Linked DNA regions of Homo sapiens: region 2 is linked to region 1. A link is an interaction called in ENCODE POLR2A ChIA-PET data of the cell type or tissue named here. Cell type or tissue: CD4-positive, alpha-beta T cell. All regions are shown on one strand. Each heading gives the region's core, and the rest is flanking DNA. Links, peaks and the distances in the headings are about the cores only.

What was found. Peaks named below come from ENCODE experiments on the same cell type or tissue, not always from the same donor. Only the 100,000 strongest peaks of a DNase experiment are listed, where the experiment ranks them.
Region 2: POLR2A ChIA-PET joins it to region 1 with 5 read pairs; 3 of 35 experiments call an interaction of 5 or more read pairs at or near these places.

What each region holds. Positions count from the first base shown.
Region 1 is chr13:24,260,950-24,268,784 of GRCh38, reverse strand. All of the region lies in intron 4 of SPATA13 (spermatogenesis associated 13), which reads right to left. Among named protein-coding and RNA genes, the nearest start is that of SPATA13-AS1, 10 kb to the right of the region's middle. RefSeq lists an enhancer at 1,283-1,432. In CD4-positive, alpha-beta T cell, for the core only: no CTCF peak of the experiment used is centred there; a DNase peak (open chromatin) is centred at 3,604; H3K4me3 peaks cover 1,478 bases; H3K27ac peaks cover 4,892 bases.
Region 2 is chr13:24,040,096-24,047,930 of GRCh38, reverse strand. It overlaps a transcript of SPATA13 not described here. Among named protein-coding and RNA genes, the nearest start is that of SPATA13, 120 kb to the left of the region's middle. In CD4-positive, alpha-beta T cell, for the core only: no CTCF peak of the experiment used is centred there; no DNase peak of the experiment used is centred there.

The sequences.
Region 1 (7,835 bases), core at 1,592-6,591:
CTCTTACAGAAATTTTATTTCATTTTGAGATGGAGTCTTGCTCTGTCACTCAGGCTGGAGTGCAGTGGCACGATCTTGGCTCACTGCAACCTCCACCTCCTGGGTTCAAGTGATTCTCCTGCCTCAGCCTCCCGAGTAGCTGGGATTACAGGCGCACACCACCATGCCCGGCTAATTTTTGTATTTGTAGTAGAGATGAGGTTTCACCATGTTGGTCAGGCTGGTCTCAAACTCCTGACCTCAGGTGGTCTGCCCACCTCGGCCTCCCAAAGTGCTGGGACTACAGGCATGAGCCACTGCGCCCAGCCTCTTACAGGAATTTAAAAAGATGATTTAAAAGAGGCAAATACTTAAGATGTTTAATAGACAATTCATTCAATACAGGCATATTCTCAATAAAGGTGGTAGTTTATTAAATTATAGGCTCAAAAGACTCCTCGATACTGTTTTTCACAGCAGACTACTCTCTCTCTCGTGTAAAGTCTCCTAAGTATATCTCATGGAATACTAGTGGCATAATACGCTCCAAGAAAAGAGTTTGAAAACCACTGTATATTGTATCTACCTTTTGGATATCCTACAGGATTCATCAGTAATCACAGGCTCTAAAAAGTTCCCACTGACAGCTGTGCCATCTTCTTTAACATAGAATTTAACAATCGTATTTGGCTATGACGCTCTTTTTTTATGACAACACATATTACTACACCAAAAGAAAGTATCCTCTGGCCTTGCTACTCACAGTAGGGCCCATGGACCAGCAGTATCAGCATGACTGGGAGCTGGTGAGAAATTCAGATTCCTGGGCCCTGCCCCAGGTCTGCAGAATCAGAATCAACATTTTAACAACATCCCAGGTTATTCAAATGCACATTCAGGTTTCAGAAGTGTTGTTCTAGACAACTCAAGAAACTATACAACATACTTGGAGAAGCACTGCCATGAGGCAAAATCTTCAATATCAGTATCTTTTCTAACTAGTGAAGACCATGGAATGAATGGGTGGGCTTGAGTTTAGTCAGAATGAAAAGGTAAAATGCATAATACTCAGACACAAAGCAGCAGAAAGTAGGAATTAATTCTCAAGGTTATCCATTCCAACAAAGCCTAAATTCCAGAAGGAGGCAAATAAAATCCAGTGTTTTCATTTTCTACAAAAATTTTTTTTTTGGTTAAAATCATTAGTTTTCAAAAAGCAAAAGCTCTCTTGGCCTCATTTTCTTAGAACTTGGTAGGCTGTTTGCTCACTTTCACTTTTCATCGGCATCCGGTACAAGAGGATAGTTTCTGTTTCCCAAGCACTTTTTCTCAATCCAGAGACGGGGTCAGGGCACTAGACTAACATCCTTGGGATTACAGGATCTTAAGCCAGAGGCATTCACTAGAGATTATTGTGTAGGCAAAACAAAATAAAAAGAAGGAAAACAAGTAAATAAACAAAGACTGCCTTGAAATCAGGCATCTTCTCAAAGGATGTGACCCAACAACCCCTTTATGTCCCCACCAGCTTGGATATGGCCCCATTACCAAGCACTACAGGACAGGTGCTAGATGGAAGAGTCCCAGGGAAGAGAGTCACACTATTCTGTGGCAAAGGACTACCATCAACTTTAGGAAATGGGCTCAAGGATGGGCACATCTGCCAGCCACCCTTCTAAGATAGTTTTGGAAGAAGCCACTACTAATGTAGAAAGGGGCATGATAGAACAAGGAGATAGGACTTTCAGCTTAATTTTTTTTTTTAGTGATCAGAGCCTACATTTACCAGATCAGTAAGAATCCTACAACGAAAACCTAAACCATAGTTCAAAGAAGTCTTAAAATCCTGGCTGGGCATTGGTGGCTCACACCTATAATCCCAGCACTTTGGGAGGCTGAGGAGGAAGGATCACTTGAGACTGAGAGGTTGAGGCTGCGGAGAGCTGAGATTGTACCACTGCACACCAGCCTGGGTGACAGAGGGAAGCCCTGACTTGGAAAAAAAAAAAGAAAAAAGAAAAATCCAACCCCCAAATTAATCTCTTCTCTTTGGATAAGATACCACTACCTCACTGGAACTGGGAAATGACCATCATTGATTATTGGCAACACTGTAAAAGGATTAAGCACAGGGATCAGATCCGTAGGTAGGAGTGGAGATATCCAACTTACATATTAATATTAAATGTTGAGAAATCAGAGAGGACAAAATAAACACTGAAGATTGTGTGTGGTGGCTCATGCCTTGATCCCAGCACTTTGGGAGGCCAAGGTGGGAGGATCACTTGAGGCTAGGAGTTTGAGACCAGCCAGAGCAACATAGGCAGACCCCATCTCTACAAAAAATAAAAAAATTAGCCCAGCTTGGTGACACATGCCTTGAGTCCCAGTTGCTCAGGAGGCTAAGGTGAGAGAATCCCTTGAGCCCAGGAGATCGAGGCTGCAGTGAGCTATGATTGGGCCAGTGCCCTCCAGCCTGGGTGACAGAGCAAGACATTATCTCTATAAAAATTAAAATTAATTTTTAAAAATAGATGTTGAAAACACATAGGATGTTATGATCAATTTTATTCTATAGATACAGAAAGTTATTTTTGGTAAGCTGGTCCCAAAACCCATATATATTTACATACCTATGGGAAAGAAATGTCATAAAATTCTTGGAGAGGCAAGTTAATAGCAGTATCTCAAACTCACAACAGTAGTCAGCACTTGACCTCTCTAGGAGGATTTCTGGAGACTGAGTAGGTTCATTAAGGTTCTTGAGATTGAGTGGCCATTAAGGTTCCTTTGAGCTCCACATTTCTGATATCTTCTTATTTTAAGTATGACATGGTAGATATTTTCTTCTATGATCACCTCCGAATTAAGTGCAGAGAGATGACCAGCACCAAAGTTTCCCACCTGCTGCAGCTTCCCTGTTGTTTCTGCAAAGCAGCTGCCTCCCTTCATGGTACAGACATATCCAGAACCCAGGAACATCCTTGGAACTTTATGTCCCCACTAACTTTGATATGGCCCCATTACCAAGAACTACAGGACAGGTGCTAGGCAGAGAGGCAGGCCCCAGGGGAGAGTCATGCTGTCCCCTGGGAAAGCATGGCCATCAGCTTTAGGACATGGGCGGAAGGATGGGCACATCAGCCAAGAACCAAGGCTGCCACGGGCTGGAATGACCCATAATCCCAACTCCCATATGGACAATGACTACACAGAATCAGGAGTGACACAGCCAGGACCTGTGGACATCACTGGCCATCTCCCACAGCTGAGACGGGGCTGCACTTTCTAAAGTTGGGATGGGAGAGTCCTTCACAGGAAATAATTTGCTACATTTGCTATCAGTTATTCAGGCCAATGTCCATTCCCCTAAATCATCGAGTGCCGAGAGTGACCTCTTCATTCTAAATGGATTAAAGACAAACATGATTATTAATCTACAGGTCACAGTGATGCTACTTTCCAGAGGAACCTGAAAGGCATTGAACGTAACACAGGGCATGGCATGTCCTAGCACAAACTGATGAGCCGGGTAGATGCTGCCTCAGCAGGCCGACTCCTGTTGGGCAAAGGCAGGCTCAGTTCAGGTCTGACTGAAATGCCACTCAGCAGCCACAGACTCTTCACCACAGGAGGGGCGGGCCCCATCATACACAGCTCAGGAAATGGAGCCTGAAGTACAAGGGCAAACTCTGTGAGACTCGCCCCGGCCTGCTTCAAGACAGCTATGAAGAAAAAGTGCCTCTCTTCATGCCTTCAAAGCAACTGCTTTCACCTTGGAGCAATGTGGACCTGAACACACAAAACCAGCGAATATGTGCTCTCAGCGGCTTCAATGAACCCCTTCATCATTCACCCCTACTCAATATCCCACCCTCTCCAAACACAGCTCCAAACAAGATACTTTGGACCTGGGCACTGACTAGAACTTTGATTAATGCAGAAATAAATATAAAATTGTCCTTTAAAAGGTGCCAGCTTCAGCTGAAGGCCATTGTTTTCCTGTTCTCTGTAAGCACACGTGGATTTTTCATCCTTCAGGGCCTAGTACAGATTTCACTTCTTTTCTGTATTTACCTGGTTATTTTCAGATCCTTAGGACCAAGCACATTTCAAACATAACAAGAACACAACAGGGATTGGAGGAATATAACTTTTTTCTTTGTCTTAATAGAAGGCAATTATTGGGACATGGTCTTTAAAACTGCCAACAGGCATATCTTTGTGCAAATCAATTAGACAATATTGTGTTTTGTGATGGAGAAAACATACGGGAAACTGAATAGAATGGAAAGCAATCTGTGTTTTTCAGTTTGATCTCATTTGAATGCTAGCTCCACTATCTACTCATTACATCTTGCTTAGCCAAGCTAGGAAAAGTTACCGAATATTTCTAAGGCCTGACCTTGTCTGTAAGATCAGGCCAGGAATACGTACAGAGTGCTACTGGCTCTTGGTGGTGGTTCGCTAGACATTTAGCTGTCTTGCTCTCCTTCCTCTGACTTTTAATATTCTTTCTTCTTCTTTTAAAATCCAATTTCTGAAGCTTAGTAATAAGACAGACGATATTTTCAATAACTTTTACTTTTTAACTCTAGCTGTTGAGAACTGAGAATGTTTTAACTGCTAGAAGATGAAATTTCATGAGCTTGCTAAAAAAAAAGTTTAATACTTTATGTTTTTCTGAGACAAGAAATAGAACACTATATTCCTTCTAAAAAATCTCGATGATAGGCAACAATGAGGCATGAAACAACAGCTAAGATAACTGCTATGGAGCTAATACAATCTCCAAGACTTGCAGACAATATGGTTTTGGGCACTAAAGGCCATATTTGTAGTCCTTGTTCTGCACACAGAAGCCTTTCATAATTTCTAAATTCCTTCGGACTCTGTGGAATCCAGGCTGTCTCACAGCAGTCAGAAGACAGGGATTTTACCATAGGCAGTCTTAGCAGTCAGGAAAACACTTGCTGCGAGTACTGATAAGTGAATTGATTCATCTCGTTTTGTAAGTAAACACAGTTGGTCCTCCGTATCTGTGGGTTACACATCTGTGGACTCAACCAACTGCAGATTGAAAACATTTAAAAAACTGTGACTGTACTGAATATGTACAGACTTTTTTTCTTGTAACTATTCCCTAAACAATGCAGCATAACAACTATTTACATAGCATTTACATTGCATTAATATTAGGTCTTTAAGTAATCTAGAGGTGATTTAAAGTATATGGAGGATGGGCATGGGTTATATGCAATTATTAGGCCATTTTATATCAGGGACTTTTGCACAGCCTTGGAGTCTGATGCCTGAAGAGTCCTGGAACCAATCCCCCTCAGACAACCAGGGATGACTGTATAATCAACAGCCAATATTCCTTGGCATGAGTATAAAGTGAGATGTAGGGGGAGAAGGGAACGTGGCAAGGCTCACGGCATCCCCACCTAACAATCCAAGTGCTCCATCACCAATTCTCCAACCAGCTTTCCTGAGAGCTCCGCTGCTATCACGCAACAGGCACTAAGCAAGTAAATCCCAAGTTCCTATTTTCCCTCTGATTCTTTATTGAAAGAAAATATTTGAAAATCGATTTGAGTAAAATGCAGAAGCAGCAAGAGATAATTCAAAAAACAAGAGAACAAAAAGATGTTATGGGATGCTTAAAGTCATTTCAAAGGTATCACACACACCTCAACACCTGCTACGGCTTTTCTTTTTTTCCTTCCTTTTAACAAAAAATTCAGTGGAGTCTCTGGGTGATACAACGAAAAATCATTAGATAATACCTAAAATTTGCAGCCCAGAGAATCTATAAAAAAGACCCAGTCAAGTTTCTTTTTTTTTAAAATAACCTGAACGTATGTATTTTAAATTTGCTTAACTTATATTTGGATAATAAACAGTATATTATTCCATATAGACTCCAAGTGCTCTGGGACTTTACTAAGTAGACTAAATGACTTGTCTAAGCTAAGTCACTGATTAGTGCAGTTAAATCAGTAACTCAGAACTCTGGATGTAAACAGTTTCCTGCTCATCATTGCCTTTGTCCCCTGTATAGTTAATGCTTCCCTAATTAATTAGTAATAGTTACTGCACACTTACTGTGTGCCAGGTCATTCTTCCACATCTGTGGGACAGATCATATTAGTTTCTCCCATTACAGATAAAGACATGAAGACTTTGAGATTAAGTGACTTGCCCAAGGATTGGGATTACACTCTCACTTTTTGACCCAAAGGTCTGTTAATAAGAAAATTAACTTTCATAATAATTAGGACAGAATAAGGCCAGAATAACTGTATGAGTAACCTCCCTTTTGTGATGCACTTAGGCTATGAATCAAGAATTCTTACTGCCTTATTTTATTGACAGTCCTAAGAAAAAACAGAAACGTGGTGTGATCTGATCAAACTATCAGTGCATAAATTTGTTATTCCAACAAATTAGAAGTAGGATTTTAACAACCACAAAAGAGCTAAAAAAAAAAAAAGAAAAAAAACTTTGTTTTAAACAAACAAAAAAAATACAAAGAATTTGAATAAATTTCTTTACTACAAGACTTTTCAAAGAAATAAGTTTCAGTAATTTCTCATAATTCAATTAATTTTATTTAAAAAATCAAATTTGAAACAACATAAGCACTTCCTATGATTAAATTCCCCTACTTCCTAAATGTTGGGGATTAATATCAATTCTAAATCAAGAAACGGAATTTTCTGATGTGTAATCTTCCCATCTCTTTGAAAAACATTCAGTGAGAATAAACGCTGACACATTCATACTAACAAGCTTTCAGATACTGGTAATACATAGACAAAATAATTGTTAATATCATAGCCTAATAAATTGTTTTTCATTAGTCCTGAGCCTTTATGGGGTATTTTGAACTATAAAATGAGAAAACCATCAACACAGCTTAAGCAAAATAGATAAAATACCTCAATTTTAAGACAACTCCCCCAACATCCTCCCATGGCATTCTGCCCTAGCACTGAACTGCTGAACTGAAACCGGTTTTTTTTTTTAAGGGCACGAAGCTCCTCCCTGCCACTGGATCCAGTGGGTATTTTTCTCTCTACACTTTGGTGCATTTGACAGTGTGAACCACTCTCACACCTGGAAGCCCTGGCTTCCTTTGACATCTGGGACACCGCTTACCTGCCTGGCTACTTTTTTTCTATTTTCTTTGTGAATTTCTCTGCCTTCACTGGTCCCCAAATGTTGGTCCTCAGAGCATGGTTCAAGATCCTCTTCTCATTTTTACCCCCACTCATATCACACTCCTTCCTAGAGTTTTAAGAACCACTTTGCTGATGACTCCCAAATCTTCATCTCTAACTTTGGGTCCCCTTCCTCAAAATCAGAGCTTCACAATCAAGGATATGGTGATGTCATCTTCATCGAGCTGCCCATAGGTCGCTCTGACTTGACCTGCCTGGAATGGAGTAAGCTCCCCAATTGACCAACATGCTCTTCTCCTAGGCTCCTTGTCAGCCAGGCATCAGAGGCAGCACGGATGGCTGCTCCCTGGCCCCAAACATCCAGACAATTACCTCGACCTCTCGGTTCTTCATATCTCCAGTGCCACTATCATTTTCCGAGGCAACAGACTCCCGAGGTCTCCAGTCCTCCACGATCCAGCCAATGATCTCTCTGAATGCACATCTGATCATCTCATGGCCCTCAAAAGCCCTCAGTGGCTCCCAGTTGCCCAGGCTCTGTCCTCCCAGGCAGCCTGAACTTAGTGGAGGCCCACCTCTCAGCCTCCTCCTCTGCATCCTGCTATAGCCTTGACCTGGAGCTGAGGTCCTCTGACTTGTAGCAATCGGGCTGCCTAAAAGCCCTAAGCC
Region 2 (7,835 bases), core at 1,932-6,931, 220 kb after region 1:
GACCTATACCACTGGCTTCCCTGTTTCTCAGGCCTTTGGGTTTAGACAGGAACTACACCAGCTCTCCCACATCTCCAGGTTACAGACAGCAGATCCTGTGCTTCTCAGCCTCCATGATCACGTGGGTGAGTCCCTCATCATAAGTCTCTTTCCATATATCTATACAGATTCTATTGGTTCCGTTTCTCTGGAGAGCCCTTGCTGATACAAGTGAAAAAGCCAACATGAAAAAGAGATAAAATACTAAGGATTGATAATGATAAAGAAGAACTCCCACACTATATTGGGAGTATAAATTGGCACAGCCACTTTGGAAAACTAATAGGATTTACTAAAGCTGATGAAACTGCCTTTGCAAAATTTGTAACAGTAAGAGAAATTTAACCTAACTAATTCCATCTTGCTTCTATTCTCACAAGCTAATTGCCTTTGTTAACTTTAAAACAAAGACGGTAACAGTCCCTTCCTGAAACTAACTCCCTCCTTGCTCAGGGACCGAAACTGCCTTTGTAAAATGAATGCAGGGCCACAAGATTAGGATTTTGGGAGAGGTCTGAATTCTACTAACATGTAGGCTTAAATGATAACCAGCCACTGTTCTCTGGCTTGCTTTTCTATAATTCCTTGCCTCTTAGGAGATGTGGCCAGAGGTCACAGGATTGGTGACTTTTCCAATTGTTCCTATAGATAACACTACTTTTATATTGCCTAAGATTGTTATTCTGAGATGTTTTTCAGACTTCTGCATTCTGGCAAATGAATGACTGCACCTGACCCGTGACTCATGACTCAACTAGTCCTGTGGACCCCGCCTTGAGGTGGACTCAGTGCACCAGGACCATTTTCCACACCCCTACAATTTCATCCCCAACCAATCAGCAGCACTCATTCCCTAGCCTGCTGTTCACCAAATTAGCCATGAAACCCCTACCTAGACTAGCCTCTGAGTTCTGAGAGAGGCTGATTTGAGTAATAAAGTAATAAACTCCTGTTCTGCTTGGCTAGCCCTGTTTATTAAACTTGTTCTCTACTGCAATACCGCTGTCTCAGTGAACTGATTTTATCTCTGCAGTGGTCAAGAAGGATCTGGTGATTACACTGATCAATATGCATACCTTCAAAGCAATTACATCTCTAGGTATATATCCAATAGAAATGGGTGTATGTTTACCAAAGATGTACAAGAATGTTCATATAAGCTTTATTCATAAAGTCCTCAAACAGGAAACCCAAATTTCTATCAATAGTACAATTAATAAATTTCGGTATTATACATTGGACATCTATACAGCTACAGGAACTAATAACAAACTCTTGCTACCCACACATCATGGATGAATCTTGCAAACATATTGAGTGAAAGAGGCCAGACACAAAAGAGTACACACCATATGACTCCATTTATGTAAAGCACAAAAACAGGCAAGACACTAGCCTGGGCAACATAGCAAGACTCCATCCCTACAATAAATTTAAACATTAGCTGGTTGTGGCAGTGTGTCCTAGCTACTGTGGAGGCTGAGATAGGAGGATCATTTGAACCCCAGGAGTCAGAGGTGTCAGTGAGCTATAATCACACCACTGCACTCCAGCCTGGTGACAGAGCGACACTCTGACTCTTAAAAAAAAAAAGGCAAAAGAAATCTATGGTGTTAGAAGTCAGGATAGTGGGTAACTTCCTAGGATGGGAAATTGACTAGGAGGTGACAGGAGGAGGATTTCTGAGGCTGTTTCTTAACCTAAATGCTAGTACATGAGTGTTCACTGTAAAAATCCAGGCGGCTACACACTTGACTTAGACGCTTTTCTGCATATGTGATACACTCCAGCAAGACTTAAAAAAAAATCTAACGCATGGTTCTGCACAGCATTTATTATGAAACAGAACATGCAATGCTTTGTATTTTTTACAAGGTAGTAGAATTCAAATATGAAGGAAAATTGTGCCAGGCACTGTGCTAATCCCTTCTCACAAATCACTTTAATTGTTCACATTGCCCATTGAGGTGGGTACTATGATCCCATTCTCCAGATTAGGGAAATGAGGCTCAGAATGGAATCAGTTCATCTGAGACCACACACCTGCTACCTGACCATGAGGAGGTGAGGAAGGCAGCCTGGTAGGCCGAGAGCCTGCAGTTGGAACAAATCCCAGCAACCCTGTGGCTCAGCCTGTGTCTCTCTGCAGGGCAAACATGATCTTTTCCCATGTATTTTATAGGACTTGCTTGGCGATTCTTCACAACAAAAATGAAGCCTTAGCATTCTTCCGTTGAACTTCTCGACTTCCCTTGAGGACTGATTTTATTTCATGACCCTTTGTCATGAGCCTGGTATTGTTTACAGTGTCATTTTACATACTAAATTTCTTCCATAACAACATTTACTCTACAATGTTTGTAACAATTTAAAAAACGTGTATTATGTGACCTACCTAATTGAATTTAATAATCTTAGCTTGTTTAGGGCATTTGATGTTTTCATGTCGCAGCAATTTAAACTGAGAGAAAAAAATGTTTATGCAAAATGCCTGTTTCCAAAAACTTTGGCTCATACTAAAAGGTGTGTATAAAATAAGGCTAAAATGCAGACCTTTTTAAAACCTCATAGAAAGGGAAGAAACATAATACAAAGGTCATGGTCGAATATTAAATTTAGCTCTAAGCTTTCTGGAAGACAAGAAGAACATAAATCTTATCTGATAAAAGGAAATAGATCAGTTATTCAAAGAAGACAATCTTTCAGGTACAAATTTCCAAGAATGCCACAGAAACATACAACTTTGTCAGAAGGATTGGCAATGAGTGATATAAATTATACATAGGGTGATTTTCAAAAATGTCATTGTAAGAGGAAAATCTTACAAACTCCGCCGCCCTGGATTTTATTTTTAGAGAGGGAGTTCAAGGGAAACACGAAAGAATAAAGGAAGAAAGGGAGGGTTTGAATTTTAAAAGGCTCACAACTTATTTCTCCTATCTAACTGTAACTTTGTACCCACTGACCAACCTCTCTTCACTCTGCCTACCCCCACCCCCACCCCCTCCTCTGGAAACCACCGTTCTATTTACTGTCTCCAGGAGATGGATATTTTCAGATTCCACATATGAGTGGGATCACGCAGTATTTGTCCTTCTGTGCCTGTCTTATTTCACTTAACATAATGTCCTCTAGGTTCATCCACATTGCAAATGACTATAGTTAACAATAATGTACTGTATATTTCAAAATAACTAGAAGAATGAATTTTGAATGTTCTTATCACAAAGAAATGGCAAGTATGAGATGATGGATATGCTAATTACCCCGATTCGATCATTAAACAATGTAAACATGTATTGAAACATCACACTGTACCCTGTACGTTATCATGTGTCAACTGAAAATTAAATCAAAAACAGGACAGGAGCAGTGGCTAATGCCTGTAATCCCAACACTTTGGGAGGCCGAGGTGGGCGGATCATGAGGTCAAAAGATCGAGATCATCTTGGCCAACACGGTGAAACCCCGTCTCTACTAAAAATACAAAAATTAGCTGGGCGCAGTGGCAGGTGCCTGTAGTCCCAGCTACTTGGGAGGCTGAGGCAGGAGAATCGCTTGAACCCAGGAGGTGGAGATTGCAGTGAGCCATGATAGCGCTGCTGCACTCCAGCCTGGAAAGAGAGCAAGACTACGTCTCAAAAAAAAAAAAAAAAAAGAAAGAAAGAAAAACAAATTAAATCAAACAAACAAAGGCAGCAGAGGCCCACCAGGCCATCACTGTGGTGTGGCTTGCAGCACAGCAGCCCCGGGCCAGGCTCAGGCAGCCACTCCCCAGCCAGGGCAGGAGCCCTCCACCTTCCGGGCTTTAGCTTCTCAACATGGAAGAAACAGAATTAGTACTTTCCCTGACCGCCTCCTGCTCAGAGCACCCTGTGAAAAGCAAAATGCTCCACCAGTGTAAATCCATCATCTTACCTCCAAGCAGCACCATCAAAATGGAAAAAAACTAACCCCACTTCCCAAGGTTGGGGAGCAGTTAAAGTTGCCACCTACCCCTCCCCTGGCAGTCCTTATTTTGAGGGTGACTTCATTTGTTCCACTTACAGTCATTTCCAATAGAGTCAGGAAGGGTATTTAATAGAAAATCTCAGTGTGTGATGAATCAGCACAGAATCGGGAAAACATGCTGCAGAATGTGACCTTTCACGACCAGCAGGCCATGCCCAATATTTCATCCTTTCCCTTTGGCATAAGGCTGTCAACAACAAAAAAAAATTCCCTCAAAGTTACGAGAGACATACAATTTGGGGACAGATTCACTGAGGCCTTTACTCTCCAGAAAAGCATGTTGTTTTCTCCAAGCTGACAATGGTGAATTCTAAGCTGGAGATTACCAGTGAGCTCAAGACTCTGGGTGTGCAAGATGCATGTGCACAGAGGTGTGTGTTCATGGGTGTGTGTGTGTGTGTAATATCAATCAAGGTCCAGAACCTGGGAGGTGCAATGTTCTCAGTGTTCTTTTCCTGAGTATCCCCATGGTTGCTACAAATGATTTCCCAATCCATCAAGCTGCAGGGACCAGTGCTGCTGAGATGGGAGAAGTGGACGTGGTGTTTGACCACAAAAAAGGGTAGCATCCACCACATAAGTACCTGGACTCCTAGGCTCCAACCCACTACTCTTGGCCACGCAATCCCTTGCATGTTTGTCATAGCCAAGACGCATGTCCAAGGCGAGGCAGCTAAGGGAGAGGAGTGATAAACCACCAAGCCAGAGAGGCGGTGCGGAGAACACCGAGGCCACCCGCTGCTGATGTTCCTCTATGTGACCTAAGCTGAAGGAGAGATGTGACCTCGCCAACACCTGAAACGAACACTTGAAATTTAATGAGTTTGTGTGTGTTCCACTCAACTGAGCCAATACTGGCATTATTCACTAAGACACACATTGCGAAAGGGTTCATTCTCAACCCAGGCCACTTGAGGATATATTTACGGAGGTATTTTTATACATTTGCATCATTCTATCAACTGTAAATCTAAACAGACAGTAGGCGTCTGAGGAACTATTTTTAAACGCACGTTTCCCCTGGTGTTTCTCAACATGCGATTCTCAGACCACATGTGTTAGAATGAACTGGGAGAGCTTGGTAAGATGCAGATTCTTGGGCTCCACCGCTGACCAAGTGAGGCAGCCTCTCTGGGATTCACACTTAGGGATTTCTGTCTTTATCAAGCTCTCCCAATTATATGCATGCACAATGCATTTTGAGAAGCTCTCCCCTTTGAGTTAGTTCAGTAAGGTTTACCCCCTGGTAATGAATACACCAGCTGACCGCCCATGAGCCAGTGCTCTGAGAAGTGAGTTCGCGCACGGGCATAGATGTGCGCTTGTGTCTCTGAGATGTGAGTTAGTCCACGGTGGTGGACGTGCACTTGTGTCTCTGATCTCAGTGACTCGTGAGGATCGGCACCAATGGCTTCACACAGCAGCCTGGTTTGCTTTGGAAACAGAAGCACTGTGAACACGCAACATCTCAGAAAGCGGCCTATGGATCTTTCCACAAAGGCTAGAACTGCATCATTGGCTTTCCAACTTGAACTTTTACATTTTATGTTAATTTTTCCTGTGTCTCCCATTCAGCTAGGGTTGAACATTTCCATTGAAACCAATGGAGCTTATCTATCAGCCTCAGGGCAAATAGTATCTCCCTAAGATTTAGGAGTAAGAAAAGAGACACAGAACGACCTTCTGGACCCTGCTTTCTCTCTCACAACCCACACTAGGTGGTCATAGCCAACGCTCCCGTGACACAGAGGACACCGCGCTTTCTCAGCAAATGTGCCTGAAGGGAGCTTGCGCTGCCCCTAGAGTTGGTCCACCTGCCTTGAAATGTGACACACGTGGCTGCCTCTGTGCCCCACACAAACCAAGAGCAAGGAATTCCCTGGTACACTTTCTAAACAGGCTTTAGGCAACATTTTTCGAACAGCATGAGGAAAAGGCGAGGACTGTGTGTCAGATACATTCCAATTGACCGTTACGCCTCACTCTGATTCCACCTGCTCTTTGCAAAGCTTCCATTGGTGGCCAAGTCTTCTCTGCCCTTTGCTCGGCTGAGGCCAGCCTTCCCTTACCTGTCTCACGCTTTCCCACCTTCCTTCTAGACATGGCTTGTGTGTGACCTTCTCCTGGGTTGAGTGAGAATAAATGGGATGCCCTGATCCACTACTCATCCTGACAACTGCCTTTCCCCAGCCCAGCCCTCACCTCCCTTCTTTTCTACTTTCTGATAGATATTTTCCCACTAAGAAGAAAAAGAATGAAAAGAAAACATTTCCTTAACATCACCATGGTTCCTGACACAACTGCATGTTTATCTGTGCTTCCAACATCGTTTAACCTTTGACCTACAAGGTATTTGATAAAACTGATACTGACATTTTGTTTAGCTTTATCTGTTATATGACGATATCTTTCACACCCTGTGAGATTTCTATTTACATGTGAGATTCTGATTCTGAGTCATTTAATTTGGACATAGGCATCATGGATTATGCTACTCTGACCTGGGTCAAAATTTGTCAATAGGGAAAATGAGCTTGAAAGAGAGAGAAACAAAAACCCTTTATCTGTAAAATTCAGGTTGAAACGTCCTTTGTTAAAAATCCAAATAACTTATATAACAATTAAATTGCCAGGAGATTCTTCAAAACATGTCACCACCTTTTATTTAACAAACAAGCTTCTCCCATTTTCCAGTGTGGTTCTGAGCTACTGTGGGTTGAATCAAGCTAAGTGGATAGGGCTGCACCATTTCAGCCACATCCTACCCCCATCCCACAATGTTCCTATAGATAAGAGCACAGGCAGGCATTGTGATTTTGCTGTATTTGTTGTTTCACAGTAAAACTGCCTTAATTGTGCTTGTCCACATGCAGCTGTAACCATGTGACCCACCAGCACCTGGCCTCATTGTTCGTTCCCCCTGAGTCTCCGAGTCTCCCCCAGGGGCTTCCCAGTGGGCAGCAACTGCAGTATTTGAGTTCGTGGTGCTCTAACCTGAGCAAAAGCTGCTTGTGTTGGGCCAACCACAATCTGTATCCTCAAAAACTGGGAAGAGTTTTATAAAGGAACGACAGCAAACAATCAGCAAAAGCTGAAGAGAAGAGCCTCAGACTACTAAAAAATCTAAAGTTGGGGTGCCTTGAAGCGACCCTTTTCCCCCTTTCAATTGGTACAATTTGGATCCACAGGAGAGGAGGCCTAGTTGGATTCTCCTCAAGTCATTTCTCCTCATTAAAACTGAACTTTACAAAATTGGTGCTTGGCAGGCTTTGTGTCCTGGACCCCTGTGTCTCCCCGGGACCCCAAGACTCTATTTACCCTTGCCTTCCAATGTCCACAGTGTCCTGGTGGTAGCCTCCTCTCCAACCCCATCTGTGTGTCTGTAGAACACAAAAGTGTAGTTACACCTGGTTTCCTGTCAAGGGCGGTGCTGTGAATTTCTACACTCCATACTCTAATGACTACTTGTCATGCTCTTAAAAACATATAGACAGATGCTGTTGGTTGAGCCATGTACCACCTGGGAGGCCTCAGGACTTTAAACTTCTCAAGCCACTGATTTCCTGATTTGAAAAACCAGGTTTGTGAGACACACGGGGCCTTTGTCCAGAGCTGGATGCATAGAGAGCACTCAGTGGAGGTCATCTCCCTCCTCCCCAGGCCAGAACCCTGACTTAACGCTCTCTCTGGTTTTGCTGGCATAGGGCACTCGCCATTTGGTTTGGCCACCCAGCATCTCAAGCCTGTCTGTGTTTGGGGGATTTCTGCTGAATGGCCTTTAGTGG